Regions from separate parts of the Mus musculus genome. Here region 1 is linked to region 2. Evidence: chromatin loops called from intact Hi-C (ENCODE). Cell type or tissue: left cerebral cortex. All regions are shown on one strand. Each heading gives the region's core, and the rest is flanking DNA. Links, peaks and the distances in the headings are about the cores only. Region 1 has its middle 210 kb from the start of 1190028D05Rik. Region 2 has its middle 150 kb from the start of 1190028D05Rik.

Region 1 (16,517 bases), core at 5,192-13,191, 68 kb after region 2:
GGAGGAGGAGGAGAGGGAATGGGATGATAAAGATTAAACACAGGTAAAAGGCAGAACAACTGTGGCTACACACGCCCTCACATGTGTTGGGTACCTAGAAGGTACCTTCAACTTCTGATATAAGTAGCTTCTAATATAGAAATTTGGTGCACAGATACCCATAGACAGGATACCTGAGAAAACAGTGAATATAATGAATTGTGAGGATGGGCAAGGTGGTCAACAGTGCTCTCTGAAGCAGATTTGTCAAAGAAGTTGACTATTCTCCTGAAATATTTCCAATAGGAAGGGGGTTATATAAAAATCTTCAATGACTACATCTTTATAAATACCTTCTTCTGTATTGGCAAGAAACCACTGAAGTTCTGTGAGCTAAGGAAATCAATGTTCACATATGTTTGTCATAAACTATATAAAACCGTAATCCAATGTAGATATTTCCACTATTCATTGACTTGAGCTGAGAGCATCTACTATTCTGCCAGCAAAGAGTCCTATGTACCTTTGAGAATTGTGTAAGCATTCCTTGAAATTTGTTGAAAAGGTTAAACTTTCATTTCCTTCCTTCCTTTCTTCCTTCCCTCCCTCCCTCCCTCTCTCCCTCTCACCTTCCTGCCTACCTTCCCTTCTCTTCTTCTCCTTCTCCTTATGCTTCTCCTTCCTCCTCTTCCTTTTCCTCTTCCTCCTCTTCCTCTTCCTCCTCCTTCTCCTCCTCCTCCTCTTCCTCCTCCTCCTCCTCCTCCTCCTCCTCCTCCTCCTCCTCCTTCTTCTTCTTCTTCTTCTTCTTCTTCTTCTTCTTCTTCTTCTTCTTCTTCTCAGACATCATGAGTTCAAATAACACTATGTAAGATAAGAGCCACTTGTGAAGAGGTGGGATTTGTTGCTATCTCTGACTGAGAGTGAACTGTGCTCTGATAGAAATTACAGTGAATGGGTGTCCAGAATGTGGTGGAGAATGCAATCTTAGATTTCATCTTTTCAGTATGTCTATGTAACTAAATTCTAATCAATACACAAAATGGGCTTTAACATGTGATACTTTCACAAATAGTTTCAAAAAGTTGCCCAGTGGTGATAGGAAGAGAATTAGGAGGAATATGGGACAAAAATGATATTACATCATTCTATACAAACATATGAAATTTCAAAATATTAAAAAACTAGAGACTCTCATCAAAGGCAAAATCTACCAAGAAGAATTCTCAATTCTGAACATCTATCTCCAAATGCTAGGGCATCCACATTCATAAAAGAAACTTTACTAAAGCTAAAGCACATATTGCACCTCATATATTAATTGTGGGGGACGTCAACACCCCACTCTTAACATGACAGACCAGGAAAACAGACACTAAATAGAGACACAGTGAAACTAACAGAAGTTTTTGGCCCAGTGGATTATATATATAATTTCATCCTAAATCACAAGAACATAAATTCTTCTCAGCACCTCATGGTACCTTCTCCAAAAATGACCACATAATCAGTCACAAATCCGACCTCAGCAGATATAAAAAGATTGAAATAATTCCATAACAGATCACTATAGATAAAGGCTGATCTTCAATACCAACACAAACAACAGAAAGCCCACATAAACATCAAAGCTGAACAATGCTCTACTCAGGGATAACTTGGTCAAGGAAGAAATAAAGAAAGAAATGAAACAGTTCTTAGAATTTAATGAAAATGAAGATACAACATACCCAAACTTATGGACATAATGAAAGCAGTGCTAAGAAGAAAACATGTAGCTTTGAGTGCTTCCAAAAAGAAACTGGAGAGAGCATACATTAGCACTTTAACAGCACATCTGAAAGCTCTAGAACAAAAACAAGCAAATAAACCCATGGGGAGTAGAAGTCAGGAAATAATCAAATTCAGGGCCGAAATCAACCAAGTAGAAACAAAAAGAAGCATACAAATAATCAATGATACCAGAAGCTGGTTCTTTGAAAAAAATCAACAAGATAGATAAATTCTGAGCTAGACTAACCAGTGGGCACAGAGAAAGTGTCCAAATTAATAAAATGAGAAAAGAAAGGGGAGATATAACAACAGAAACTGAGGAAATCAAAAAAATCATCAGTTCCTATTACAAGTGCCTACACTCAACAAAATGGGAAATCTGGATGAAATGGACAAGTTTCTAGAAAGATACCAGGTACCAAAGTTTAATCAGGATCAGGTAAATAATCTAAACAGTCCCATATCCCCTAAGAAATAGAAACAGTCTTTAATAGGCTCCCAACCAAAACAAGCCCAGGACCAGATGTATTTAGTTCAGAGTTCTATCAGACTTTCCAAGAAGACTTAATACCAATACTCCTCAAACTAATCCACAAAATAGAAACAGAAGGAACTACACCCAACACATTCTATGAAGCCACAATTACTCTGATACCTAAACCACACTGTAGTGGCTATTCCTGGTTGTCAACTTGACTATATTTGGAATGAACTACAATCCAGAATTGGAAGGCTCACCAGTGACCCTTATCTGGAGGCTTGGAGATAGAAGTTTCTGATCTGGATCTTGGTATGGGTATCTTGAGCCATAGTGGCTATGGATTCCAGAAGATTAAATCTCCGAGTTTAAGGAACACACCTTTAATCTGTGCTACACCTTTCATCTGGGATTAAAGGTGTGGTGGAACACACCTTTAATCTGGGCTATATCTTCTGCTGGAGACGATGTAAGGACATTGGGAGAAGGGAGACTGGCTCTTGCTCCTTCGCCTGCTTGCTGTGTGAGACTGAATAACTGCTAGATCCTTGGACTTCCATTCACAGCTGTGACTGAACCATTGTTGGGAATTGGGCTGCCGACTGTAAGTAATCAATAAATTCTTTTACTATATAGAGACTATCCATAAGTTCTGTGACTCTAGAGAACCCTGACTAATACACACACCAAGACTCAACAATGAAAGAGAATTTCAAACCAATTTTCCTTATGAATATCGATGCAAAAATACTCAATAAAATTCTTGCAAACTGAATCCAAGGACACATTAAAATGAACATCCATCATGATCAAGTAGGTGTCACCCCAGGAATGCAGGGATGATTCAATAATGGAAACTTATCAACATTATCCACTATATAAACAAACTCCATGAAAAAAAAACATATGATCATTTTATTAGATGTTGAGAAAGCACTTGACAAAACCCACACCCCTTCGTGATAAAAGTCTTGGAAAGATAAGGAATTCAAGGACCATACCTAAACATAGTAAATGCAATATACAGCAAACAAGTAGCCAAACTAACTAAGTGGCAAGAAACTTGAAGCAACCCCACTAAGCTCAGAGACTAGACAAGGCTGCCCACTTTCTCCCTACCTATTCAATATAGTACTTGAATTCCAAGCCAGACAATTAGACAACAAAAGGAGCTCAAAGGGATACAAAATGCAAAGGAAGAAGTTAAAATATCACTATTTTCAGATGATATGATAGTATACTTAAGTGACCCAAAATATTCCACCAGAGAATTTCTAAACCTGATAAACAGCTTCAGTGCAGTAGCTGGATATAAAATTAACTCAAACAAATCAGTGGCCTTCCTCTACTCAAAGGATAAACAGGCTGAGATAAAAACTAGGGAAACAACACCCATCACAATAGTCACAAATAATATGAAATATCTTGGTTTGACTGTAACTAAGCAAGTGAACGATCTGTATGATAAGAATTTCAAGTCTCTGAAGAAAGAATTCAAGAAGATCTCAGAAGATGGAAAGATCTCCCATGCTCATAGATTGGCAGGATTAATATAGTAAAAATGGCAATCATACTAAAAGCAGTCTACAGATTTAATTAAATTCCCATCAAAATTCCAACTCAAGTCTTCATAGAGGTAGTAAGAACAATTTGTAAATTAATCTAGGATATCGAAAAATATTCTCAACAATAAAAGAAATTCTGGTGGAATCACCATCCCTGACTTCAAGCTGTACCACAGAGCAATTGTGATAAAATTGTATGGTATTATGACAGTGACAGGCAGGTTGATGAATGGAATTGAAGACCCAAAAATGAACTCACACACCTATGGTCACTTGATCTTTTACAAAGGAGCTAAAACCATCCAGTGGAATAAAGACAGCATTGTAAACAAATGGTGCTGGTTCAACTCTTGGTCAGCATGTAGAAGAATGCAAAAGGATCCATTCTTATCTCCTTGTACAATGCACAAGAGTCCAAGTGAATCAAGGACCTCCACATAAAAACAGATAACACTGAAACTAATAGAAAAGAAAGTGGGGAAGAGTCTCAAGGACATTGGCACATGGGAAAGATTCCTGAACAGAACACCAACAGCTTATGCTCTAAGATCAAGAATTGACAAATGGGATCTCATAGTAAGGCAAGGGGCACTGTCAATAGGACAACAGAATGGGAAAAGATCTTTTCCAACTCTACAACCAATAAAGGGTTAATATCGAATATATACAAAGAACTCAAGGAGTCAGACTCCAGAGAACCAAGCAACTGTAATAAAAATGGGGTACAGACTTGCAAACTTTATATGCCCCAGTACAGGGGAACGCCAGGGCCAAAAAGGGGAAGTGGGTGGGTAGGAGAGTGGGGGTGGGTGGGTATGGGGGACTTTTGGTATAGCATTGGAAATGTAAATGAGCTAAATACCTAATAAAAAATGGAAAAAAAATTCTCAACTGAGGAATTCCAAAGGGCTGTGAAGCACATCCATAATCGTCAAAAAATTGCAAATCAAAACAACCCTGAAATTCCAAACTTCACACCAGTCAGAATGGCTAAGATCAAAAACTCACGTGACAGCAGATGCTGGTGAGGATGTGAAGAAAGAGGAACACTTACCCCTTGTTCATGGGAGTGCATGCTGGTTCAACTACTCTGGAAATCAGTTTGGCAGTTCCTCATAAAATTGGACATAGTACTACAGAGGACCCAGCTATACCACTGCTGGGCATATATATACCCAGAAGATGCTCTAATATGTACTAAGGGTACATATTCCACTATGTACATAGCAGCCTTATTTATAATAGCCAGAAGCTAGAAAGTACCCACATATTCCTCAACAGAGGAATGGATACAGGAAATGTGGTACATTTATACAATGGAATACTACTCAGCTATTAAAAACAATGAATTTATGAAATTCCTAGGCAAATGGATGGATCTGGAGGATATCATCCTTAGTGAGGTAACCCAATCACAGAAGAACACACATGATACACACTGATAAGTGGATATTAGCCCAGAAACTTAGTATACCCAAGATACAATTCACAGGCCACATGAAGCTCAAGAAGAAGAAAGACCAAAGTGTGGCTACTTCGGTCCTTATTAGAAGGGGAACTAAAATATCCATCGGAGGAGTTACAAAGACAAAACATGGAGAAAAGACTGAAGGAAAGATCATCCAGATACTGTCCTACCTAGGGATCCATGACATATCAAGTCACCAAACCCAGACACTTTTATGGATGCCAACAAGTGCTTGCTGATAGGTGGCTGATATAGCAGTCTCCTGAGAGGCTCTACCAGTGCCTAAGTAATACAGAGGTGGATGCTCTCAACCAACCATTGGACTGAGCACAAGGTTCCCAATAGAGGAACTAGAGAAAGGACTCAAGGAGTTGAAGGGGTTTGTAGATCCATAAGAAACAACAATATGAATCAACCAGTATCCCCATAGCTTTAAGGGATTAAACCACCAACCAAAGAGTATACATGGAGGGACCCATGGCTCCAGTTGCATATGTAGTAGAGGATGGCCTTGTCAGTCATCAATGGTAGGAGAATCCCTTGTTCCTGTGAAGGCTCTATGCTCCAATGTCGGGGAATGGCAGGGCCAGTTAGTAGGTGTTGGTGTGTTGGTGAGCAGGGGGAGAGGAGAGTGTATAGGGGTTTTTCGGAGGGGAAACCAGGAAAGGGTAAAACATTTGAAATGTAAATAAAGAAAATATCTAAAAAATAAAAATAAACCACCCTAAAGACTTAAGTCAAATTGATTCCTGTAATGTCAATTATATTAGATTTCATTTAAAGATTAAGTGCAATAGATTCTCTATATTTACTTATTCGTTTTGACCTGCTTTGAGTGACTTTTATTAACACTCATAATAAACTTGGAATTTCTATGATGAAATGTCTTGTCAACTCAAATTTTTGAGAACGACAGACTTCATGCAAATATCTCACATATGTGTCTGTACCTTTAACACTGTCTTTGTTAGATGATTTCACACCTATAAAGGATTTTTTCTTATGCTAAATCACTAAGAACTGGCAAATTATGTGTAACAGCTAGTAGTGTCCTTTTAAACAGAGAATTCAAGTAAATCCAAAATTGGATAGCGTTGTTTGGAATAATGTGTTTCCCTCAAAAGCTTTAGGGTTTCTTTCTAAAAATTATTTTATTTTAATATATGTATGTCTTCAATATACTTAAAACACATGTCACAGACACACGTGTCTTAAACTACAAAATGCCTGTCTTCCTGCTGGTTTGACCTGGGTTCAGACTCCCACTGGCCTGTCCTCACAGCTACCAACATCAATGCTTTTACCCTAGGGCAATGTGTCTAGAATTGCTTTCTGGGTCCTTAGAATTGCTATTTGGTTCCTAAAGTGTTGTTTTATTTTCACTGCTTTGAAAACCATGTCCCTTATTAAGTCAATTCCACAAATATCCTGTGTATCACCAAGGAGATACCCAAACCACAAGCAGCATACCTATCTGAACTGCACTGAAATGTGAAATTTCTGATGTAGAACACTGTATTTGATATGCTCATGAAAATGGCACTGGCCACATATGTGGCAGAGGATGACCTTGTTGGACATCATTGGGAGGAGTGACCCTTGGGCCTAAAGTTATTCGATGCCCCAGTGTAGGGAATGCCAGGGCTAAAGAACCAAAGTGGATGGGGTATGACCCTCATAGATACAGGGGGGAGAGTGAATGGGATAGGGGTTTTCTGAAGGGGAGACCAGGAAATGGGGAAACATTTGAAATGTAAATAAAGAAAATCCACTAAAAGAAAAGAAAAAACAAGGCATTTGTCATTAACACATTTTAATAGTAAGTGAAACAAAGAAGAGGTTGCTTCAGAAATCATTCAGTGAGAATTGAGGCAGGATGGAAAAATGGGAAACTTGAAGGGAACAGGAGAAAGATCTAGGATTGCAGTAAAACTGCAAGAAGAATGCTCACTTAGAGAAAAGATTACATTACCTAAGATATTTCAAACAACAGCATGAAAAACAGTGGACTCAGTGACATCAAACTGAGCATCAAATGGCATCAAATTAAGCTTCATGCGACATTTCATAAATGACTCTGCCATAAATAAATAAATAAATAAATAAATAAATACTTTTTTTCTTTTTTTTTAACTAGGTATTTTCTTCATTTACATTTCCATTGCTATCCCAAAAGTCCCCCACACCCTCTGCCCGCCCACTCCCCTACCCATCCACTCCCACTTCTTGTCCCTGGCATTTCCTTGTACTGAGGCATATAAAGTTTGCACGACCAATTGGCCTCTCTTTCCACTGATGGCCAACTAGGCCATCTTCTGATACATATGCAGCTAGAGACATGAGCTCCGGGGGTACTGGTTAGTTCATATTGTTGTTCCACCTATAGGGTTGCAGATCCCTTCAGCTCCTTGGGTACTTTCTCTAGCTCCTCCATTGGGGGCCCTGTGATCCATCCAATAGCCAACTATGAGCCTCCACTTCTGTGTTTGCTAGGCCCCAGCGTAGTCTCACAAGAGATAGCTATATCAGTGTTCTTTTAGCAAAATCTTGCTAGTGTATGTAATGGTGTCAGCGTTTGGAGGCTGATTATGGGATGGATCCCTGGATATGGCAGTCTCTAGATGGTCCATCCTAAATTTAAATTATGTGAAATAAGCAAGCCAACATACCTATTTGTCTTTTCAAGTTTATTGTATAATTTTCCTTATTTTAAAATTTTCCAAAATTTTGAAACTGGGTGAATTATGTCTAACAATATAACCATAAACACTTATGAAATCATATTTAATATCTTTAATGTATAGTGAAGACACATAGCTCACTCTGGTAGTGCCTTGCTGTCTCTGTCTGGCTCTTTATGATGCTGCCTCTGTCTATCTCTGTCTCTATCTGTCTCTCCCTCCCTCTGTCTCCCTTTCTCTGTCTGTCTGTCTGTCTGTCTGTCTGTCTCTCTCTCTCTCTCTCTCTCTCTCTCTCTCTCTCTCTGTGTGTGTGTGTGTGTGTGTGTGTGTGAGAGAGAGAGAGAGAGAGAGAGAGAGAGAGAGAGAGATCTTCTCTAATCTATGTCTTGCCTGTGTAAAGCCAAACAACCTCCTTATTAGGGATTCTCTCTCTGCTCTTGCAAATACCATCACTTAAATCTAAAGAATGGGCTATCTTTATTTCTACTTACTTAAACTTCCAACTTTATTCCCCAAGCCTTACACTGAACTTCAAGGACATAGATTTACCTAAGAAATATTCTCCAAGGAGAATATTTCAGACTATAACCAGCATTGTCTCACTGCATCTCTAGATGTTCTTCATTTCAGATGTGTGCCTGGATCTTCAGAGTATTTTTTCTAGGCTGTTTTAAACTCATCAGTATAGTACAAAAAAAAAAAAATCACTGATGCTATTCATTGAGTTTGAAATATATTATCTATACCATTAATTATATAGGAAAATAAAAGGGCAACTAAATTTTAACAGGGCTTATAATCATTCATCTATAACTTTTGAAGTGAATCTGAGAGAATACAGAAACCATATTTCTATAATACCTACTTAATGCAAATATCAAAACAAGATGCTAATACTTATCCTTTAAATACTATGAAAAACATGCATACTTTCATTGACCACCTTATTTTTTATCTTCGATACATCTCTTAGTTATTATTTTATTGATTATATCTCACAAATACTGAAAATACATTTTGTGTATCCACATGAATACAAGATGAAATGTTTAGTGTGACATGATATAGGGTTTACCTTATCAAACCTATAGACCACTAAATTTGAAATATGAGATGATGATTTATTCAATCCATGTACACCAATCACATAAGTATTGCTAATAAAGTCTCAAATGCATTTTTAAATTTCTGAACAATTTTCAAATCCACTTAAAATTTCAGAAAATTGTAAATGCTTAAAAATCTAGCAGACATGCATAAATATTAGCAGCTCTCAGTGAACCTTTTAGAGCTTGCAATGAATGGATAAACTTTAACGGGATTCTGTGTCACTTAAAGATGTGTACCTTGTCCTTTATTGCACAATTTCCTGTAGGCTGTGCTCTATACATATTGAACTGCACCTTAGAGCTGTTGCATAATTTTTTACGTTGTGCCGGTGTGTCTCTGGATTACCATGACATTTTTGTCAGTTACTGAAGAAGATGCTTTTGGGACTGCCATCGGTCGTTGCTTTGTTTCATTGGTGTGCTGAGAATAGAACCCAAGGTCTTGTGAATGTGAGGCAATCACTCTACCCCTGAATTGTATCTCCAGACTCTGAGTTATATCACCATCTCCTTGTTTAAAAATGACATTTGCCTTCAGCCATAAAAAAATTATAAAAAAATAATTGACAGTGATGTGTATTGATATATTGATAAATTTTGAAATATCATATATGTATATGTACTCATATTTTTACATATAAGAGTGGGAAATACTGTTTCATTCACACACACACATGTATTATTTCATATATACATACATATATATGAAAGTATCGCCGCCTTACTAGATAGTGGTTTCAGTTTGACTTATAATCAGTCTAATTAGCTCTGATTAAATAATGTAGAAATGTTTACTAATTTTGGTGTCTTTTCAATTGTTTTAATAGTCAAAGTTCCTGCTTGCAGAACAACATATAACAAAGTACTCTGTCATCATTTCCTAATGCCTTTTTATGTTAACAAACCATGTATTCTCTCTCTGTTGCTTCTGTTTAAAATAATAGCAAGAAAGTGTTTCTAGCTTTATCCTCTGGCCCAGGGCCATAACATGAGTCCATTCCTGAGTAGCCATATGGCAATGGCGCTGCCATCTGCTTAGCCTGATTTTCTCTCCTGGCAAACCTTGAATCCATATGGGTTCTTTTTGTATCATCTGCGTACATCATGAGAAGAAGCAAAATCGATACCTGCACTTTTCCTGTGAAGTACCATTGTTATAATTGCTCTGAACATGAAGATCATTTTCTTTTCCTTTTCTCCTTCTTCTAGTTTGCACACAGCTGCCTTCTTCTGCTGCTAGCAGAGACAATTTAATTTCAAGCAAACACAAAATCTGTCAGGGCAGGCCTTCAGGTGTGAGGTTTTGTAATCAACTCAAAGGACTGACAGCCTGAGCTTTTTGGATGTGAAACTTTGTCACTCTGGAGATAAAATACGTCACCCTTTTATGTTTTGACAGGACAGCAATTTGATGTCGATATGAAGAGTAGCATATTCAGACAATGAAGCAACGGAAAATCTATGAACAAGCATCTTATGTTTCTATTTACAGTCACTTTATGGGTTACCTAAACAATTTGATGTGTGCTGTTTAAAATAATTTGAAGTTACAATGTCATTTTTACATGACACACTTTAACTCTTTACTGAAAACATGGACTAGCCCTTAACAATGTGTTCTTTAGTTTATTCAGCCTAAATAATCACATTTATATGATTGAATTTCTAAACACATACCTGCATGCAAATCCACCTTTACTTTTTTATTGTATGTGTTAATTCATTTAAAATTTATTATGTAAGATGATGTTTTAATCTTTAAAATGTATTTGCATTACAAAGTATTTATCAAAATATAACGTCTGTTTTTGAAATCATTAAGTGAATGAGTCAGGCAACTGTTTGTATAAAAAAAGGAAAGATGCATGGCCTCATTTTGAGCAGACACATGTTAGAATAAGTCTGTAAGCAAGCTGATGTTGATTAATGTTATATGCATAAAATAACTTTTCAGAGAAGAGGTCAATCTTATGTCTTTTAGAATTATCCCCAGTCCTTTTGTAAGTAGGATTATAATTGAAAAATTAGCAAAGTCTCCTTGACAAATCTTTGTATGCTTCTACATATTTCTGTGCTCTAAAGAAAAGAAGTAATAAATGGAAAATGCAGAATGGTAAATATACTAAGGGACAAATTCAATGCTCGGAAACACAAGTATTTCAAATTTTTGTAAGAAGATGGATCCACTGTAAATACTTAACATTCAAGTATTTTTAGTATAACCAATGGCTATTAAGAAGAAACTAGATTGCTGAAAACACAAATTAGGAAACTAAAATATAATTCCCACAATTTCCTGAGAAAGTCAAATATCTCTAAGACATGAAAAAACTATCATTTAGTCTAAATTTCTGTGGTTGTTCTAGCTTCTAATCCTCTACCTCCCACCTCACATAGGTAAGGTCTCTCCAGCTGTTGCCACTCAGATCAAATTTGTCAAACTCATCAATACTCTGGTCCTAACTCCTAGACCAACAGGAAAGTGTTCCCCAGACCTACAGCTCAAGGCCTACACTTTTACTCAACAAACAAACTCCAAAGGCCTAAAGCACAGAGCAAAACCAGAAGTAGTACTGAAACCCAAAATAAAATGTCTCCATGAGAAACACTAATTTCATAATTCTAGACTCCAATGAAAGCAACATCAAGAAACTTCCAAAAAGTTAAGAGGTATCATTACAGCTATGTTTTGAAAGCACAATGAACCAAAAAAAACAAGCAAACAAACAAAACAAAGAAAAAAAAACAAAAAGAAATGAAACAAATCAAAAGAGGTAGTTAATATAATATATGAGCAATACAGGTGCCTATCCAGGTCTAAGAGCCCTACAGAACTGAAGATAGGCAGGACCAGAAGAAAAACTCTACATAACCATTGGACTGACACTGGAACCCCAAAAGAGGAGGAAAGACTGAAGGAGCTGAAGGGCTATGCAACCCCATAGGAGGAACAACAATAACAACCAACCAGATGCCCCAGAGCTCCCAGGAACAAAACCACCACCCAGAGAGTACACATGGAAGAACCCATGGCTCCAACTGCACATGTAGCAGAGGATGACCTTCTCTGGTATCAGTGGGAGGGGAAGTCCTTGGTTCTGTGAAGGCTTGATGCCCCACCATAGGGGAATGCTAGGTTGGTAAGGTAGGAATGGGTGGGTGGGTGGGGGAGCACCCTCATAGAAGCAGGGGGAGGGAAGATGGGATAGGAGGTTTGAGGAGGGGAAACTGGGAAGATGGATAACCTTTGAAATGTAAATAAATAAAATAACCAATAAAAAAGCACATGATCAAAAAAAATGTTGTTGAAAACTGAAGTAGAATACAGTTAAGTCACTTAAAACGGCAGTCCAGACCAAAATATAGTTTGAAACTTACATATTTCAGTTCTGATTGATCACAATTTCCAATGTAGACTATTATATCTAACAAATTTATCAGTTCAAATTGAATGAAAATAAAAGCCACTAATCATAAAAAGAAATTAACCTTTTGACCATTAGACATCTGGACTGACAATAATGTGAGTAATCCTTCAGACTCACAATAATAAGCACATTGAAAGGTCAAATCAACAGTAGCAACAACAATAATAATACCCACACAGTATGAATGAATGAATGAATAAATAAATAAGTATTACCAGGATAATAAATCTCCCAATCCATCTCTCACCACACTTTGGCAGTGGAGAGTTGCTTATAGAGGGAGAATCATTCTTTAATCCATAGTTTGCCACTGGTTTCCTCATGCTCTGGTAGGTGGTATCACACAAATAAATGCTAGTTTGGGAATTACTAGCTTGTCAATAAAATGCTTGGTGTGAGGAGTGGTCATCATGTTTGGGAGTTTCAATAATGTGGCCCACACTTAGTTCCTAAGGCATTTCAAACCCTTGGTGCTGGTTAAGAATGACAAAATTTAAAAGTATAAGAGCCCACATGTCATAGGTAAACCTTCTCTTACCTCACATTGCTCCTATCCTACTCCTCTGTAGAGCTCCATGTTTTCTGAGAAACGATGCTGTGCAGGGACAGCTACCATTTTTCAGATATCCTTTATTTATTAGTTTTTTTTCAGTTGTTAATTGTTTTCTCTTGGTGAATTTCAAGGAGATTAAAACAAAACAAAACAAAACAAAACAAAACAAAACCAATCTAATCTCATGTTGAAGTGAGATTTCTGCTAATTTTGGCTTCCTGGTAACTCCTTTGTTTAGCTCACAGATACAAGAGAGAAAGGTTCATGTACCTAAAGGCTCCTAAAATGGTTGCCTGCTTTCCTCCCCTCGATGAAACTGATCCTACCTATCAGACTGTAGTGCAAATAACCTATTGGTTTGAAGAGTGAAGACCTACTCATAGAAGCTATAGGACCAATTTTCTTAGAAGGAAACTGACACCCAAATGAATGTTAGAACATTTGTAGCTGTGTTGTAAATTTAGGATGCTAGGGAGAAAATGGTCTTCATGTTTCAAATTAGAATTACAATCAATGTCCTTCAACCAAAGGTTACTCTTCATTTTATAGATTAGTCATTGAAGAGTCGTTCTTAAAAAGTTGCAGAAGCAGCAGATAGAGTAGGGACTGTCCACAAAATAAAAACTGATTTATTTCCCATGATTATACCATCTTTTTTTTCTACCCATCCTAAGCAAACCTTCTTATTTCAACTTCTTCCTTCTAGTCAATGCTATCACAAATGAGGATTTGGATCTTCATTTATTTCTCCTTAAATTCTTAGCAGAGTGGAAAACTAATTACTGTATGCATGTTCTGGATAATAATTTAAGTGAATGAAAACGGGTTCCTGCAGGATTCAATAACCAGTGCAATTTATTTGACATTTTAAATGAATTTACTTATGGTTTAGATTAATATCCACATGTAGGAAGTAGACAGAAAAAATGTAACTAATTCATGTAAAACTAGTAAGTACAAAAAACAGTATTAGCTGGAAAAAAGTTCAAGATAGACAGCAACAATAGACAAGTCAAAACGGATTGGGGAAAGATATAGAAGTCTCAACACTTCACAAAAAAAATTACAAGCAAGAAGGAATGGTAGATGCAAGAAAATACCAATCGGTTATCCAGTACCAGTGTTCAGCTCTGAAAACAAACATTTATGTAACATTCAGACTGAATAGGTTGTCTATATATAGAATATTTGTATTAGTATATGCTTGTGAAAATAGCATTGTAAAAATAGGTTATGAATTCAAAATAGAACAAGGCAGAGCATATGGGAGATTTGGAAGGGAAGAAGGGAAATATATTATAATCTCAAAAACTTTACATGGGCATTATTTTCTTTTCTAACATCTACCTGCATGCTCAGTGTATATTGGTCCAGATAGTGTTTGATGAGACGAAAAGAAACTATATTTCAGAATTTGAAAATAAAATCCGAAGGTTGGCAAATTCACAGAAAAAGTGATATTATAGACCATTCATGCATTGCCCTTCATGGGCTCATATGTTTAGGCCTGGTCTCCAGATGGTGCTACTATTCAGGGAGGAGCTGAGAACTTCAAGGGGGTAGAAACTATCTGAAAGAATGAGTTAATAACAGTATAGACTTGAGTGCTTGTTCCTCTCTGCCCTTGTATTCTTCCTATTTCCTTACTGTTGTGAGGTGGCCAGCTTCTTATTATTCATGCTTGTACTGCTGTGATGCACAGTTCTGCATAATGCCCAAAGTGAAGAGGAAGAACACCACTCACTAAAAACAGGGAGCCCAAAGACAAATTTTAATCCTGTTTGGCTTGTCAGGTATTTGGTCCTATGACATTAAGCTTACATAATTTTTATTCCAATTAAATCTCTGAAACATTTATTATTTGCCAATTATGAGCTGCCATTTTGCCCATTTTATGCTGCAATTTGCAAAAGAATTACAATAAAGAGAATAAAGCTTTTCCAAATAAAGTATAATCTTTTTGTCAGTAGAAACTGTCTCCATAAACTATCAGTTACTGCTTTTGTGGTTTCCATGAAACTGCTTCTAGATTTTCCCTAACTTCAGTAGTAGTACATGTATAACAATTCATGGCTTCAGTTATTGAATTAACTGTATCTACTCATTGAAGTTCTTACTATATCATTGACCAGAAATTGGCCCTAGAAGTTATCACACCAGACCAATTAAAGGCACTGAATATATCCTGGCTTTATCAGCCAAGATACAGTTACTTTCCTTCAGGTTTTGAGGATGATAGAATATTATCTACAGTTGTTAGATCTGTATTAGATCTTGGAGAATCTAGAGATATCAGAAAAGACATTTTATTTTCACTATGTTACTCAAGCATACAGTAATCTTTCCTATTAATTTTATATACTGGGTTTTCAAGTGTGTATGATTTTTTTCTTTCTTTGCTTTTTTCCTTTCTTTTTTCTTCCTTTTGTTTCTTTCTCCTTTTCCTATCTTTCTCCCTTTCATTTTTTTTTCTATAAACATATTCTCTTTTATTCTTGCTGAGAACAAATTCACTGTATAATAGAAAATGGTCACAAATTGTTGAGCTTCCTCCATTCACTTTCTGAATACTGGGATTACAGGTGTTTTCAACCACATTGCTATGGAAATCTCTTTGTGCTGCATCAAGGATATTGTCAAGAATTTGACATTACACTTGGACAAGAAGTAGGCTGAAGATCTTGATCATCTTGATAATTCTCTGAGTACCATGAGAACTTTGTTAATGCCTTGCTTGTTCCTTGACTGTGGTGTTTATGCCTTAGAACTCGTCATATTCTTTGCATGTACCTAGAATGATATAAAAGCAGATTTAAAAAACATTAAACCTGTCTCCACACTTGCTGGGGTCATATTATAATGTTGTCTAATTGTCTTTCCTTTCTTTACTCTTCACTCCCTCCTTCAAGACCCTGTTGAGTGACTGAGCTGGCTTAGTCAAATTTGGTTGATGCACTTTTGAGAATCCAACTCAGGGTCTTGTGCATGTTAGATAAGGTAACTACTTTAAACCCACAGACTCACCAATATATTCTATTTATCAATATTTCAGTTGAATTTTGAGTGCATGTATAATGTTATTGCTATTAATTTATTGATTCTTTTTTGTTGTTGCTGTGTTAAAGTCACATGACCAAGGTAACTTACAGAATAAAGATTTATTTATATATTTATTTTTTTCTCTTCTAGATGGATAAGAATCCATCATGATAGAGGAGCACAGCAAGAAGTGGCAGGCATGATAGCAGGAAAAAAACTGAGAGTTTACATCTTTAACAGTAAAAGAAGACCAAGGGCCTCTTCTCCCTCTGATGGCCAACTAGGCCATCCTCTGTTACTTATGCAGCTAGAGACACAAGCTCTGGGAGTACTGGTTAGTACATATTGTTGTTTCTCCTATAGGGCTGCAGACTCCTTCAGCTCCTTGGGTACTTTCTCTAGCTCCTTCATTGGAGACCTGTATTCCATCCAATAGATGACTGTAAG
Region 2 (16,517 bases), core at 4,062-12,061:
TTAGTTATTCACACAAAAATGCAGATTTTCTTAAGGAAATATAGCTACAGAATAATGCTCTTAATATAGAATGTTTCATTTAAAAATCATCAGGGGTATACAAGATGGAAAATGTGAATTAAAATCTAGAACAATTTATGTCCAATAAAAATAAGATATAATGCTGGAAGATAGTTGGACACAGAGATGGATGTATACATCAAAATAAGCAATATAAAATGTGATCCCAATTTGAGAATGTTTCTATTTGATAGCTCCACTGCAGAATGGTCCTCAGGAGCCTAGACAACAATGAGTTTTGGGTTTGTTTGTATTTTTAGAGTTTTGTTTTTGTATTTGTTTTTGTTTTGCAACTTTTCCAGAAACTAGAAAGATAGAACAGCAAGTAACAATGGTAGATGAAAACTGCATGCTAATTCCTCAATTCCATAAAACTGTCCATTCTTCAGATTTCAATAAAGTCAACAAAAATGACAGGAAGGGATGCAGAAATGTATTTTAATGCAGGCTTTGGTAAGATTTGTGAGTTACTCATGAATATCTGCAGCACTCTTCAACTTCTTGTCTCTTTATCCTTTCATTAAACTCAAAATAAATAACTAATTCACATTTTATACCCTCGTCTTTCCTTTATAAAACTCCTTAGAAAAATAACTTCTGTAGCTACTTTTATTATGAATGCTAATTATGTTCCCCAATAAATTACTTGCAGGAGAGTGTTTGACACTCTCAGTAACTTCTGGGAGCCTGCCCCCAGTTGGTTCTGATTGGTTAATAAAGATGCCAGCACCCAATAGCTGAAGAGGACAAAAAAGATACAGGATTTTAGGATTTCCTGGGTTTGAAACTAGAAAGAAAAGGAGATTCTCCGTGCTGGGAGTGTGTGGGGAAGAGGAGAGACACCATGCCTTAGAAGAGTGGAATGGTCACTGTGTGAAGTTGCTGGGAAAGTATGATCCAGAGGGCTGCCCTACTTGGTCCAGAGCAGCCAAGATGGAACATAGAATTAGTAAGTAATAACTCAGAATTAACTACATAGAGTTTAGGGAGTGGATCAGCTATTGTGCTGTTTAAGGCATATCCAAATATAAAGACTGTGTGTTTTGATTTGCATTTCCCTGATGATTAAGGATGTTGAACATTTTTTTCAGGTGCTTCTCAGCCCTTTGGTATTCCTCAGTTGAGAATTCTTGGTTTAGGGGTTGGGGATTCAGGTCAGAGGTAGAGGACTTGCATGGCAAGCTCAAGGCCCTGGGTTCTGTCCTCAGCTCTGAAGGGAGAGAGAGAGACAGAGACATAGAGAGACAGAGAGAGAGAGAGAGACAGATACAGAGAGACAGAGAGAGAGACAGACAGAGAGACAGAGAGAGAGACAGAGAGAGAGACAGAAAGAGAGAGAGAGAGGAGAGAGAGGATTTTTTGTTTAGCTCTGTACCCCATTTTTAATGGGGTTATTTGAATTTCTGGAGCCCAGCTACTTGAGCTCTTTGTATATATTGGATATTAGTCCCCTATCAGATTTAGGAATGGTAAAAACCCTTTCCTAATCTGTTGGTGGCCTTTTTATCTTATTGACAGTATCTTTTACCTTACAGAAGCTTTGCAATTTTATGAGGTCACATTTGTTGATTCTTGATCTTACAGCACAAGCCTATGCTGTTCTGTTCAGGAATTTTTCCCCAGTGCCCATATTTTTGAGGCTTTTTCACACTTTCTCCTCTATAAGTTTCAGTGTCTCTGGTGTTATGTGGAGTTCCTTGATCCACTTAGACTTGAGTTTTGTACAAGGAGATAAGAATGGATCAATTCACATTCTTCTACATGATAACATCCAGTTGTGCCCGCACCATTTGTTGAAAAAGCTGTCTTTTTTTTCCACTGGATGGTTTTAGCTCCCTTGTCAAAGATCAAGTGACCATAGGTGTGTGGGTTCATTTCTGGGTCTTCAATTCTATTTCATTGATCTACCTGTCTGTCGCTATACCAGTATCATGCAGTTTATATTGCAATTACTTTGTGGTAGAGCTTGAGGTCAGGCATGGTGATTCCCCCAGAGGTTCTTTTATTGTTGAGAATAGTTTTTGCTATACTAGATTTTTTTGTTATTCCAGATGAATTTAGATTCTACCTCACACCAGTCAGAATGGCTTAGATAAAAAATTCAGGTGACAGCAGATGCTGGCAAGGATGTAGACAAAGAGGAACACTCCTCCATTGCTGGGGGGATTGCAAGCTTGTAAAACCACTCTGGAAATCAGTCTGGTGGTTTCTCAGAAAATTGGACACAGTATTACTGGATTATCCAGCAATACCTCTGCTGGGCATATACCCAGAAGATGTTCCAACTAGTAATATGCTTGTATTAGTCAAGGTTTTACTGCTGTGAACATACACCATGACCAAGGCAAGTCTTATAAAAAACAACATTTAGTTGGGGCTGGCTTACAGGTTCAGAAATTCAGTCCATTATCATCAGGGTGGGAGCATTGTAGCATCCAGGCTGTCATGTCACAGGCAGAGCTGAGAGTTCTACCTCTTCATCCAAAGGCTGCTAGTGGAAGACTGACTTCCAAGCAACTGGGGTGAGAGTTTTAAGCCCACACCCACAGTGACACACCTATTCCAACCAGGTCACACCTATTCCATCAAGGCCACACCTCCAGATGGTGACACTCCCTGGTCCAAAAATATACAAACCATCACAATGGTTCACTATGTTCATAGCAGCCTTATTTATAATAGCCAGAAGCTGGAAAGAACCTAGATGTCCATTAACAAAGAATGTATATGAAAAAGTGGTACATTTACACAATGGAGTACTACTCAGCTATTAAAAACAATGAGTTTATGAAATTCTTAGGCAAATGGATGTATCTGGAGGATATCATCCTGAGTGAGGTAACCCAATCACAAAAGAAGTCACATGATATGCACTCACTGATAAGTGGATATTAGCCCAGAAACTTAGAATACCCAAGATACAATGTGCAAAACACAAGAAAATCAAGAAGAAGGAAAACCAAAGCATGGCTACTTCATTCCTCCTTAGAAGAGGGAACAAAATACCCATGGAAGGAGTTACAGGGACAATATTTGTAGCTGAGACGAAGGAATAGACCATCCAAAGGCTTCCCTACCTGGGAATCCATCCCATATTCAGCCATCAAATGCAGACACTATTATGGATGCCAGCAAGATTTTGCTGAAAGGACCATGATATAGCTGTTTCTTGTGAGACCATGCCAGTGCCTGGCAAATACAGAAGTGGATGCTCATAGTCATCTATTGCATGGAACACAGGGCCCCCAATGGAGGAGCTAGAGAAAGTACCCAAGGAGCTGAAGGGTTTGGCAACCTTATAGGTGGAGCAACAATATGAACTAACCAGTACCCCCAGAGCTTGTGTCTCTAGCTGCATATGTAGCAGAAGATGGCCTAGTTGGTCATCATTGAGAAGAGAGGCCCCGTGGTCTTGCAAACTTTATATGCTCCAGTACAGGGGAACACTAGAGCCAAGAAGCAGGATTTGGTAGTTAGGGTCATGGTGGGGGGAGGGTGTAAGGGAATTTTTTGATAGCAATTGAAATGTAAATGAAGAAAATATCTAATAAAAATTTAAAAAAAGATTGTGTGTGTGCCTTTCATTCGAGCGAGGTAGTGAAAGCTGCCTTGGGATTTATTACTCATTAATTCTGCCAATTTCTATTTATTTATTTAGATGTACTTTTATAAATATTTGTAAATCTATGTACAAATGTTCTTAACAAGGAGAAAGTAGTATAATGTTTTTAAAAAGAAACAAATCTATACAAAGGGTCCTCAAATTTTGCCCAGATTACTTCAACTTACAATAAACACTGGGAAATGTTGCTCTCAAAACTCAAATTTTCCCTTTAACCTTTTATCTCAGTGTGATATTTCCCATTTTCTTTGTGATATCTTCTTCAACTTAACATGTCACCACTTCACCTGGAAATCTCTGTAGCAACTTAAGCTCAGTGAGTTTAGACTGTTTTAAGCATTATATTAGCGAAACTCTTATGAGCCTATCTGAAAATACAGACTTACAAGCTTTGCTCTTTCACAGTAATTGCTAAAGTCAGAATAACTGTATTTCCAATGTTAACCTAACATCTTAACAGGTTTTTTTATAATTTATACTCCTGCAGATTTTGGCAATCTTTAAGATAAAAATAATAGAAATGGATATCAATTGACTAAATACAAATTTAGAAATTTAAATTTTGCATAATTTTAGAAAATACTTTCTCTTTGAAGGGTTTTGTTGTTTATTAGTAACTGAAAAATGAGAACATAATTATGAAATGAGAATTTATTACCATTATTAAAAGTTGCAGCAGTTAAATTAACAGGTAAATATGGAATCCTGTGTAGCTTACATTACTAAAGGAAAGTAGAAACTCCATCTGTTCTTTCTCTAAGAAACACATACTGCTTGCCATACATTGGAAAGATTTAATCCTAAATTGACAATTTCTCATTTGGCACATGTATAGAAACCTCTCTATGAAAATTTATATTTGTTCTTTACAAAGATTTTTTTTTAATTATCCTTAACCTTTTTTACAGTCCAATCCTGCCCTCCTGTCTCCAGGAGGATGTCCCCATCCTTCCCATTCCCCATCCCCACCCTACCAGACCTTCCCACTGCCTGAGACCTCATGTCTCTCAAGGGTTAGGTGCATCTTCTCTCACTTAGGCCAGACCAGGCAGTTTCCTACTACATATGCATAGGGGGATCTCTTATCAGCTAGTGTATGCTGCCTCATTGGGGGTCACCTACTTCTCAGCTTCTTCCAGCCTTTCCCTAATTTAACCACAGGGATCTACAACATCTGTCCATTGGTTGGGTACTCATATTTGTATCTGACTCCTTTAGCTGCTTGTTGGGCCTCTCAGAGGGTAGCAATGCTAGGCTCTTGTTTGTAAGCAAACCATAGCTTCAGTAACAGTGTCAGGTCTTGGAGCTGTCCCTTGATCTGGATCCCAATTTGGGCCTGTCACTGGACCTCCTTTCCCTCAGTGTCTTCTCCATTTTGTCCCTGCATTTTTTTTTTAGACAGGAACAATTCTGGGTTAGAGTTTTTGACTGTGGGATGGCAACCACATCCCTCCACTTGATGACCTGTCTTTCTACTGGAGGTGGACTCAAGTTACCTTTTCCCACTGTTGGGTCATCTAAGGTCCCTCCCTCTGAGTCCTGAACTTCTCTGACCTCATAGGCCTCTGGTATATTCTAGAGTGTACCCACATCTCCTACTTCCAGAGATTGTTTGTTTCCTTTCTTTGTGCTGGCCCTCAGTATTTCACTCCTGCCTCACCTCCAATACATAATCATGATCACCTTTTCCCTTTCCTCTGCCCTCTCCCACCCAGGTCCCTCTCTAACTCCCTCTGCCCATCACCTACCCCCTGGTTGCTTTCTTCTACCTCCCACTTGGGATTGAGACATCCAGACTTGGGCCCTTTGGCTTGTTAACCTTCTTGAGTTCTATGGATTGTATCCTGGGTATTCTGTATATTTTTGTTTAATATCCACTTATCAGTGAGTACATACCATGCATGTCCTTTTGGGTCTGAGTTACCTTACTCAGGATATTTTCTAGTTCTATCCATTTGCCTGCAAAACTCATGATGGCCTTGTTCTTAATAGCTGAGTAGTATCCCATTGTGTAAATGAACCATATTTTTTGTTTCCATTATTCTGTTGTGGGACAGGTGGGTTGTTTCCAGATTCTGGCTATCACAAATAAGGTTGCTAGGATTATTGTGTTGCATGTTCCCCTGTTACATGGTGTGGCAACTTTTGGATATATGCCCCAGAGTGGTATAGCTGAATCTTCAGATAAACCTATTTCCAGTTTTCTGAGGAACCTCCACATTAATTTCCAGAGTGTTTGTACCAGCTTGCAATCCCACCAGCAAAGGAGGTATGTTCCTCTTTCTCCACATCCTTGCCAACATGTTTTGTCATCTGAATTTTTGATCTTAGCTATTCTGAATGGTATAAGGTGGAATCTCAAGGTCATTTTATTTGCATTTTCCTGATGACTAAGGGCTTTAAACATCTCTTTAAGTTCTTTCTGGCCATTTAAGATTGCACTGTTGCACTGTCGTAAATTCTTGGCTTAGTTCTATACCGCAGTTTTTGATTGTGTTGTTTGTTTCTTTGGAGGTTAGCTTCTTGAGTTCTTTGTATATTTTGGTTATTAGCCCTCTACCTGATATGGAGTTAGTGAAGTTTTTTCTCAATCTGTAGATTTTTGTATTTGTCCTATTGACGATGTTCATCGCCTTACAGAAGCTTTTCAGTTTCATGAAGTTCCATTTATCAACTTTTAAAAAATATCTATTGATGAAAATACTGATATCACAAAATGGGATTTTGGTTATTAGCTACAGATGGGTCACAGAAGTTCCATGGCTCAATATTATCATATTAATCATTCCACATTGGACAACAAATAAACTGACACCAAAACAAAATTTTGGAAAATATACTTTAATGCTAAAAGTGAAGTTTGTAACCACTTACTAATAAATATGTTATTAGGTAAAAATAGATTTGAAGTGACTATCTTATTCTTTTAGATCTACCTTTAACATCCCAGTTTCATGTTTTTCCACCCATGGTATTCAATTTTTTTCCTCAAATACTTTTGGGATTCCTGCGTCATGATCAACATACTCTGGCAAACTTTATATGCCTCAGTATAGGGGAACACCAGGGCCAAGAAGTGGGAGTGGGTGGGTAGGGGAGTGGGGGGGGAGGGTATGGGGGACTTTGGGATAGCACTGGAAATGTAAATGAAGAAAATACCTAATAAAATGTTTAAAAAAAGAAGAGGGAACATAAAAGCGATTTTAGATATTTTGAGATTGAAACACCTTTCAGAAATAAAATGAATGATTTATTTTCAATGTGAAACTGCTATTTTACCTTCCTTTAAATAAATAAATACATCATTGATAATCTCAAAAAAGGGGGGATACTACCTCTCCCAGCAGCTACCAAAGCTAATAGGTCTTCATTATTCTGTTTAGTAACATTTATTTCTGTTAAGTGTTATAACATCATTAACAATGTACAAATTCACAATTATCTGTACCATTAACCTTTTTCATAAATATATTCATCCCTGATAGCTATATAATAATCAATTGATACACACACACGTATATATATATATATATGTATATATATATATATATATATATAGTTTCTTTGTATAAATATGAGTACATGAACACACACACACACAAAGAATTTTTCTAGTAATTGCTAAAATATAAAATAAGGTAAAGTCAGACCACTCCACTTAATGATGATGACAAGATTTGGAATATTCTTTTCTTTGAGGGAAGCCAGAGATACTTAGATTTTTAAAAGGAATTAAAAGGGCAAGTTTACTTGTGTCAGAATCAATCATAAAACTCCATTATCTCTTTTGATGAAATTAGGAATAAATATTTAAGAGAACATGTACTCTATCTTTTCTTTTTCATTGCACAACTCTTTCAACATATCTATTTGGTCATAAACTAAACATTTCAATTGGTTTTATATATCCTAGTCAAATGTTTTAAATTATTACTTACTTTATTAAATTGATCCTGGAGATTTACATAATATTATCCTTACACACAAATCTACCCTTGTCCCCAAATGTTCTAGCCTGCATCCAAAGATAACTTTGTGGGAGGCTTCTGCATCACTGTATTCTTCCTAGCTTCTATTTAAATCCAGTCTTCTCCTCAAAAATGCTTGGGCTCCGAAATACATTTCTCAGGCTCTTCTGTTCTTAAATTTACTTCTAGAGGCTGTGTTTAGGACATGACTGCCTGCTGGCTGTGTTACAGCATTTAGGTGGTATAGTTAAGGGAATCACGCAGAGATAAACCAGGAAAGTAGTCTTAAAATCAAAGGATTGCACAGAGCCAAAAATTCAGAAACAGAGCTGAGTTTATAAGCTACAAAATGGGATGAAGTGTGTTCTCTCCCAGAATAACCTTGAGAAAGTCAATAATTTTACAAGATTCAGCTTATATTCTGTCTATGATGAAGAATATCTGAGCACTGACATCAGAATTGGTGTGTTTTGTGTACAATAATAAAATGGTGGCATTTTTCTGCATGAAGACTGCCATTACATTGAATAGTAAAGTGACATGTATACTTAATCATCAGTTATGTATTTCTTATTTATATCTAGGTCTCTGGGCTTTAACATATTCACTAATACACAACAGATACTGTGTGTGCATTTGTTAAAGAAGTGAGAAAATTAATATACCTAGCACAAAATGTTCATAAACATCACTGTTCAAGGAACTGAAAATCATTGCATTTTATACAGACATTATAGGTTAGGATGGAAGGGCACCTCTAGTTAGCACTGCTTATCTGACTGCCTAAAATATAGTACTTATTTTTTATCTCACAGAAAAGCTGTATTTATAAGGCTAGAACATGGCATATCATTTAAAGAGTCATCATGGAGTAGCTATTATGTGGCCTAGCATTGAGCTGTGTGAAAGGACTTCACGGAACAAAAACAGAAGTCTTGGCAAAGAGACTATGGATAGTCAAGTTAAGACATAAATACTATAATTAGAAGTCATGATAAAAATGGAGCAAAATTATAGTATGCATGAAACTAGAATGCCTACAATGGCTTGGCAGGCACAGAGTAGGACTTCAATGATTATGTACTCAGGGACGAGCAAATAATAAGCAAATTGAAACATTGAAGAGAATGTCTGAAGAAATTACACTTAACATGCATTCCAATGTAAAAAGGAGATATTAAAAATATAATTTAAAAACAACAGAAAAAGAGAATCAAGCTCAAAAACAGTGACATCAGACATAGCTTACTAAACTTAAAACTCAGAAGAAAGGCCAATATGGCCCTCTGGGTCCTTTGGGGTACAGGGAAGTAAAGTTAGGCACATATATTGTGAACACGTTTTTAAGAGGGAAACTTGCAGAATATTAAGCGGGTAGGGCAAAACTCATTTTCAGAATCATACCTTGCCCATTTTTTAGATATCTTTTTATTTTTATTTTATGGGCGATGTATGCACCCCATGTGTTTGTGGTTACTATAGAGTCCAGATATAAGGTTTCAGATGCTCTGGATCTGGAGTTGTAGTTGGTTGTGAGCCACATGATTTGGCTTTTGAAACCTAAACCTAGGTCCTCCACAAGAAGAATATGATGTCTTCTTAACACTGAGCCATCTTTTCAGTCCTCTATGCCTGTTTTGAAATGAAACTTTTAGAGTGGAGAAGATTAAAATGTGAAAGTTTAAAGTTTCAGGAAAATATATTTTTTAGAATAGATATGAAGATGAGGAAAATAAATGTAAAAACAATGAGTTGGAGGTCACTTCCTGAGCGAGTTTAAAGCTTAGGTTGAAGGAGCACATACATTGGTGTGTGTGTGTGTGTGTGTGTGTATTGACACATAGAACATTTGATAGCTTCCATATTTTTGAAATATCAAAATAAAATTAGATTTAACAGAGTAATTTAATTGCTATTTCATGCCGCTTAATAATAGTCATTGCCTTCTTATAGCATGATTCATATATTTATAAATTTCTCAATCAAAAATAATTTATTAGTTTTAAAAGGGAGAATGCCTAGATTAACCTGCGATGCCATAAAGCATCATACAAGCTCCAAAGGAAATAAGCATGCCTCCGTTGCATTCAGAGAGACCCCCATGGCCAATATAAAAGGTTAGTTTAATTAACCAGATGTAACAACCTTCTCTCAGCCCTATTGCTGAAGATGCTCACCCTTTCGTTTTTTCTGATCTCTGGCTGGCTGGTTCAACTCAGCTGTTTTGACTCAAATTCTTCTCCAAGCTCATTGATTTAAATTAGCTTCTTTCAGACTGAATTGCTCTACTTGACCCCAAACTCTGGCAATCTGTTATAATCTTCTGCCTCCTTATTCTTTGACTCCTTCACCTGCAACCAATGTGTGTAAAACTGTCCAGGTTATACAGTTTCCCCTCCCCCCGGCACCCCCCCCCCCCTGCCCTCTTAAGTCACATCTCTGTCCTGTGCCAACTGAGAGTTGGGTGTGGCTCTGATTCATCACTTTGTCCCTCAATTAAACATCACATTCAAACATGGCTGCTTCTTCTATAAACTAACCCTACTTTCATTGTTTAGGGATTAAAGATATATGAGGATGTGTCTGCATTCCAGCCTGATTCATATAGTCTTTGAATGTATTTCTCTTGTCAGAACTGCCATGTAGCTGGATTAAAATTATAGGCAAATAAGTCTAAGGGTACAGTAGTGGCATACATACTGAGGCAGTAACCAAAAAATCTCTAGTTTGATTTATGATCCTCTTAACAAAACAGGAAACAAGTCTGTTAATAATAAGCTAACAAAGTACCCAGGGCTAGTGAAGAGAAATAACTTACATAGTATTCTTATATTCAACAGTTAGTAAACATTTGGTATATTTTTAGCTTTTGACTTCCAAGATTTATGTTCAGACTATGATTAGACATTCTTGTGTACATTTTTGGTGATCATTTGGGTGTTTTCCATTATCTCTCATATGAAATAAGCAATAAATTCCAGAATAATATTTTATCAGATACATTGTACTTTTTTCCAAAGTTGCTACACAATTTTTTATTATTATTAAAGAACTGTTTATCATCCTTAAATAAATGATTACTAAGAGCATTTGTTCAATTATTAGTAACCCATGCTTTCTTAATTTTGAATTTTACCATTTTTATTTATATTTGCAATAAGCTTCTTTTCATAATCCAAATTACAAATATTTTTTTCAAGTTGATGGATTGTTTTTCTTCTATGAATAATTAATATAAAATAAACATAATTGCTAGCTATGTTGGATCAGAATTGTATATTATTTCCTTTAGCTACCCATGTCTTTATGTCATTTATAAGCACCCATTGTTACTTTTTAAGTGTACAGACATTACACCAATTTTGCTGTCCTCTAGGGTTTTTAGTTATGCAAGTAAGACAAGTAGAAATTTAGCAAACACTCCAAACTGTCCTTACTCTAAAGCCAGTTCCACATATGTGATAGCTTAAAGATATCCTTCATATTTGAGATTTTTCTATGTGCCTTCACAGACATACCTGAAATCATCACCATGAGACATTTTGGCTAACTTATGAACAATAAAGTCATCCAAGGAGATGCAGACTTATGGTAGACTAGAGGAACAAAGCAACCTCCCCATTGCAAAGGCTTCCAACTGAACTAATTAACTGTACAGACACGGCAGCATTAATCCTTTAGTATCACATCAGCCAGCAATAGTATATAGACCAAAAAAACAAGGAAACTCACTTGGGCTAAAATATCTAGACTATTTAGGGCAGTGTTGACAGCTCATGTGACTGATCTTGCTTTATTGTCTTTCAGAAAGTTTTTTTTTCTTTTTTTTTTATTACGTATTTTCTTCAATTACATTTCCAATGCTATCCCAAAAGTCCCCCACACCCTCCCCCCCTCCCACTCCCCTACCCACCCATTCCCATTTTTTGGCCCTGGCGTTCCCCTGTACTGGGGCATATAAAGTTTGCCTGACCAATGGGCCTCTCTTTCCAGTGATGGCCGACTAGGTCATCTTTTGATACATATGCAGCTAGAGTCAAGAGCTCTGGGGTACTGGTTAGTTCATAATGTTGTTCCACCGATAGGGTTGCAGATCTCTTTAGCTCCTTGGATACTTTCTCTAGCTCCTCCATTGGGGGCCCTGTGATCCATCCAATAGTTGACTGTGAGCATCCACTTCTGTGTTTGCTAGGCCCCGGCCTAGTCTCACAAGGGACAGCTATATTACGGTCCTTGCAACAAAGGCTTGCTAGTGTATGCAATGGTGTCATCGCTTGGAGGCTAATTATGGGATGGATCCCTGGATATGGCAGTCTGTAGATGGACCATCTTTTTGTCTCAGCTCCAAACTTTGTCTCTGTAACTCCTTCCATGGGTGATTGTTTCCAATTCTAAGAATGAGCAAAGTGGTCTTCACACTTTGGTCTTCGTTCTTCTTCAGTTTCATATGTTTTGCATATTGTACCTTATATCTCACTATACTAAGATTCTGGGTTAATATCCACTTATCAGTGAGTACATTTCATTTGAGTTCTTTTGTTATTGGGTTACCTCACTCAGGATGATGCCCTCCAGGTCCAACCATTTGCCTAGGAATTTCGTGAATTCATTCTTTTTAATAGCTGAGTAGTACTCCATTGTGTAAATGTACCACATTTTTTGTACCATTCCTCTGTTGAGGGACATCTGGGTTCTTTCCAGCTTCTGGCTATTATAAATAAGGCTGCTATGAACATAGTGGAGCATGTGTCCTTCTTACCTGTTGGGACATCTTCTGGATATATGCCCAGGAGAGGTATTGCGGGATCCTCCGGTAGTACTATGTCCAATTTCCTGAGGAACCGCCATACTGATTTCCAGAGTAGTTGTACCAACTTGCAATCCCACCAACAATGGAGGAGTGTTCCTCTTTCTCCACATCCTCGCCAGCATCTGCTGTCACCTGAATTTTTGATCTTAGCCATTCTGACTGGTGTGAGATGGAATCTCAGGGTTGTTTTGATTTGCATTTCTCTGATGATTAAGGATGTTGAACATTTTTTCAGGTGTTTCTCAGCCTTTCGGTATTCCTCGGGTGAGAATTCTTTGTTCAGCTCTGAGCCCCATCTTTTAAGAGGGTTATTTGATTTTCTGGAGTCCACCCTTTTGAGTTCTTTATATATATATATATATATATATTGGATATTAGTCCCCTATCTGATTTAAGATAGGTAAAGATCCTTTCCCAATCTGTTGGTGGCTTTTTTGTCTTATTGACAGTGTCTTTTGCCTTGCAGAAACTTTGCAGTTTCATGAGGTCCCATTTGTCAATCCTCGATCTTACAGCACAAGCCATTGCTGTTCTATTCAGGAAATTTTTTCCCTGTGCCCATATCTTTGAGACTTTTCCCCACTCTCTCCTCTATAAGTTTCAGTGTCTCTGATTTTATGTGAAGTTCCTTGATCCACTTAGATTTGACCTTAGTACAAGGAGAGAGGAATGGGTAGATTCGCATTCTTCTACATGATAACAACCAGTTGTAATGCCTGAATAATTCATGACTCTAGTCTAAGTCACACTGCAATTGCATGGCTAGCCCATAAGCCCTATGTACACAAAAGTAACTGTCCTTATATTCCAGGACAGAAAAAAATCACCTTCCATTTTATATGATTATTTATCATAGAACATTTATGTCCCACATAATTTCACCTGGAATTTCTTGCTTTTCTTTTCCTTTTAACTTTCTTTCTTTCTTTTTATTTTTAATTTTTGGTACCATTGGTAGTAACTTCAGTAAACAAGCATTTAAAATAATTACTGAAGTTGCACTTTGGACATAGGATAGCAATATTTAGTGTTTCAATATCAAATAAGATTCTATCACATTTTCATAAGTAGACACTTCTCAAGTTGGAAAAGCAACTTTCATTTTATTTGAGTGAAATCATTTTGATTCATTCAAATGGTTTTAAGTATCATTTCAGATTATTGGATCTTTGCTAAGTGCTACTTGGACAGTATATTTATTTTAATAAATATGTCCATATATACTATTTTCACAATCCTAAGTCACCCCTATTGGGTTATGTTTCAGTATTTCTTTTTAAGTCTTTTAATGTCTGTTTGTTGGATTTCTTAACTATTTTATGTGTTAACTTTAAAATCATTGGCATGCTATTATTTGTTGAAATATTTCCATAGTTATTATTTTTATTTTATGCTTAACCAGGCATTACTAGTCACATAACACTAAATCCCCAAATGTCTACATTTGTTTCTGTGTATCTGTAATACCTTTCCACTTAAAGATTAAAATGAAGGAAAAACAAAAATTCCCAATGAATCAAATATGGACAGCTTCAACCAGGCCCGTTGCTTTTAGAAGACATTTGAAAGAATCACATAGAAGCAATTGTAGTCTAAAGGGCATTGGCGGTATGAAGATGTACAGTCTATGGGCCTCTGATCAGAATTTTTCATTTCCCACTAAATGTCAGAAAAATTGATGAAACTCCTCCCTGTGTGGCAATTCTGAGGGAATGAAGGGATCTTGAAAGCTGTTTGCTCTGCCTATTAGACAAAGCTTGGCATCACCAGGCTCTATCCCACACAGGATGCATCTACTGATAATTAAGTTCAAAGACAACCGAAAGCCAAGCAATTCAACTGATGTTCTTGGTTCTTTAAAGACTTTTTTAAAAAGAGGAGAATAAAAAGAGCAAGGGGAGACAGATGCTTCTCTGCAATTAGTATCAATCAGTTCAGACACAGAAAGTGACCCAGTGAATGTCAAAGTTGTTTGGATCGATCATCACGGTTTTCATTGAGGTGGGACATAGAAAAAGATCAGGGAATTGTGTGTGAAAAAGCTGGATACAGGAAAAAAAACTCAAAAGGCCAGCAAAAGAAACAAAACATAACAAAACACACAAACAGAAAAGCCTGTCTCTGAGGGCATCACTTAGGAAGTATTGAAATTGGAAAGAAAACCTGGTAAACTGCACAAATATATTGATGTTTGCAGCTTGAATTGGCTATATTGTGAGTTGAGTTTTATCCATGCATTGATTGAATACTGTGGGTCTAATCGTTCTTCAGTAGCTCTTGTCATTGTTTCTGCTGCCATGTTCACTCACATAACAGTATTAGAATTTTTTTTCCAATGAAACAATAATAAAAATTACCTTTCTTATATTCAATGTTGCTTTAAGTGATTCTGTACACATTGACTGTGCATTGAAGGTGAAACATTTAAAACTATAATTATAATATTAAAAAGAATGACATAATAATGTTTGCAGAAAAATATATGGAACTAGAAAAGATCATCCTATGTGATGTAGCCCTGACCCAGAAAGACATAATATGTATACACTTGTAGTTTGAATACTCAGTTATAAAGTACATGATAACCATGTTACAAATCACAAACTCAAAGAAGCTAATTAACATAGTGTGTTCAAGGAGGACACTTGAATTTCACAGAGAAGGGGAAGTAGATTAGATATCAGTATGGATGAAGGGAGGGAACTGTGTGGGGACTAGAGTCCAGATACAATAAGGTTGAGGTTTGGGGAGGATGGAGGGAGAGTACTGGGAGAGATAACTGGATTGGGGTACAAGGGGCATCTCTGGGATGAGCTAGCAACATAGGACAATGGAAAATTCCAGGAATCTATGAAGATGACCCTAGCCTGTCAAAGGAGGATATGTAGACTTTTCTGGCCATCTCCTGTAACTAGATAAGACTTCCAATGGAGAGATTGGCACAACAACCCTGATAAAACAATCCTTAGACTCACAATTACTCATACCTACAAGACATGCAGGAGTAAAAGATGGAACAGAACATGGAAGAAGGACCAACCATTGACTATCTGAGCTTTAGACTCATGGCATGCATTAAAGGGAGCCCACCCTAGAAACTACTAATTATACTCTGCTATACTTGCAGATAGGAGCCTAGAATAACTGTCATCAGACAATCTTTATTCATCAGCTGATGGAAACTAGTGCAAAGATCCTGAACCAAACATTAGGTGGAGTTTGGGAAGTCCTGTAGAAAGGGGAAGGAAGGCTTGAAGCAACCAGAGTAGACAAGGACACCACATGAAACACTAGAGAATCAAATAACCTTGGTCCTTTAGTCCTCTTAGGGACTTAAAAGCCAACCAGAGATCATGCATAGGATAAACCTAGGCACTCAACACACATACAAGATTTGAGCATCTAGATCTCCTTGTGGTACTTCTGCAGTGGGAGAAGGGGTTATCTTTCACTACACTGCCTACCTTTGGATCTCTTTCTTCTAAATGGGATGCCCTTTCTAACATGAGTAGAAGAAGATGTGCCTAGTCATACTTAAACTTGATATGCTAAGGCTATTTGATATCCACAGGAAGCTTCCCCTTTTCTGAGGAGTAGAGGTAGGAAGGTGAATAGGAAGGGAAAGGAGGGAAAAAGGAGGGACTGGGAGGATAGGGAAATAGGATGGAGGAGAAGCAGTGATCTGGTTTTAAAGTAAATAAATAAAAATAGAGAAAATTAAAATAAATGAATGGTTGCAGAAAAAAAAAAAAAAAACACCACCACTAACAAAAACTACCAAAACCTATTTTAAGACTCTTGCTATGAACATAGTAGAGCATATATCCTTGTTATATGTTGAAGAACCATTTGGGTATATAACCACAAGTGGTATAGCTGGGTCATCAAGTAATACTATGTCCAATTTTCTGAGCAACTGCCAGACTCATTTCCAGAGTGGTTGCACGAGCTTGCAATCCCACCAACAATGGAGGAGTATTTCTCTTCTCCACATCCTCTCCAGCATCTGCTGTCACCTCAGTTTTGATCTTAGTGAATCTGATTGGTGTGAGGTGAA

The links. Hi-C counts contacts between places; a loop is a spot of excess contacts. Peaks named below come from ENCODE experiments on the same cell type or tissue, not always from the same donor. Only the 100,000 strongest peaks of a DNase experiment are listed, where the experiment ranks them.
Region 1: it touches region 2 in a loop (15-fold over the local background); 2 of 42 quality-filtered maps call a loop at or near these places.

What each region holds. Positions count from the first base shown.
Region 1 is chr8:52,561,298-52,577,814 of GRCm38, forward strand. No RefSeq gene overlaps it. Among named protein-coding and RNA genes, the nearest start is that of 1190028D05Rik, 210 kb to the left of the region's middle. In left cerebral cortex, for the core only: no CTCF peak of the experiment used is centred there; a DNase peak (open chromatin) is centred at 10,083.
Region 2 is chr8:52,494,788-52,511,304 of GRCm38, forward strand. No RefSeq gene overlaps it. Among named protein-coding and RNA genes, the nearest start is that of 1190028D05Rik, 150 kb to the left of the region's middle. In left cerebral cortex, for the core only: no CTCF peak of the experiment used is centred there; DNase peaks (open chromatin) are centred at 7,835 and 8,585; H3K27ac peaks cover 460 bases.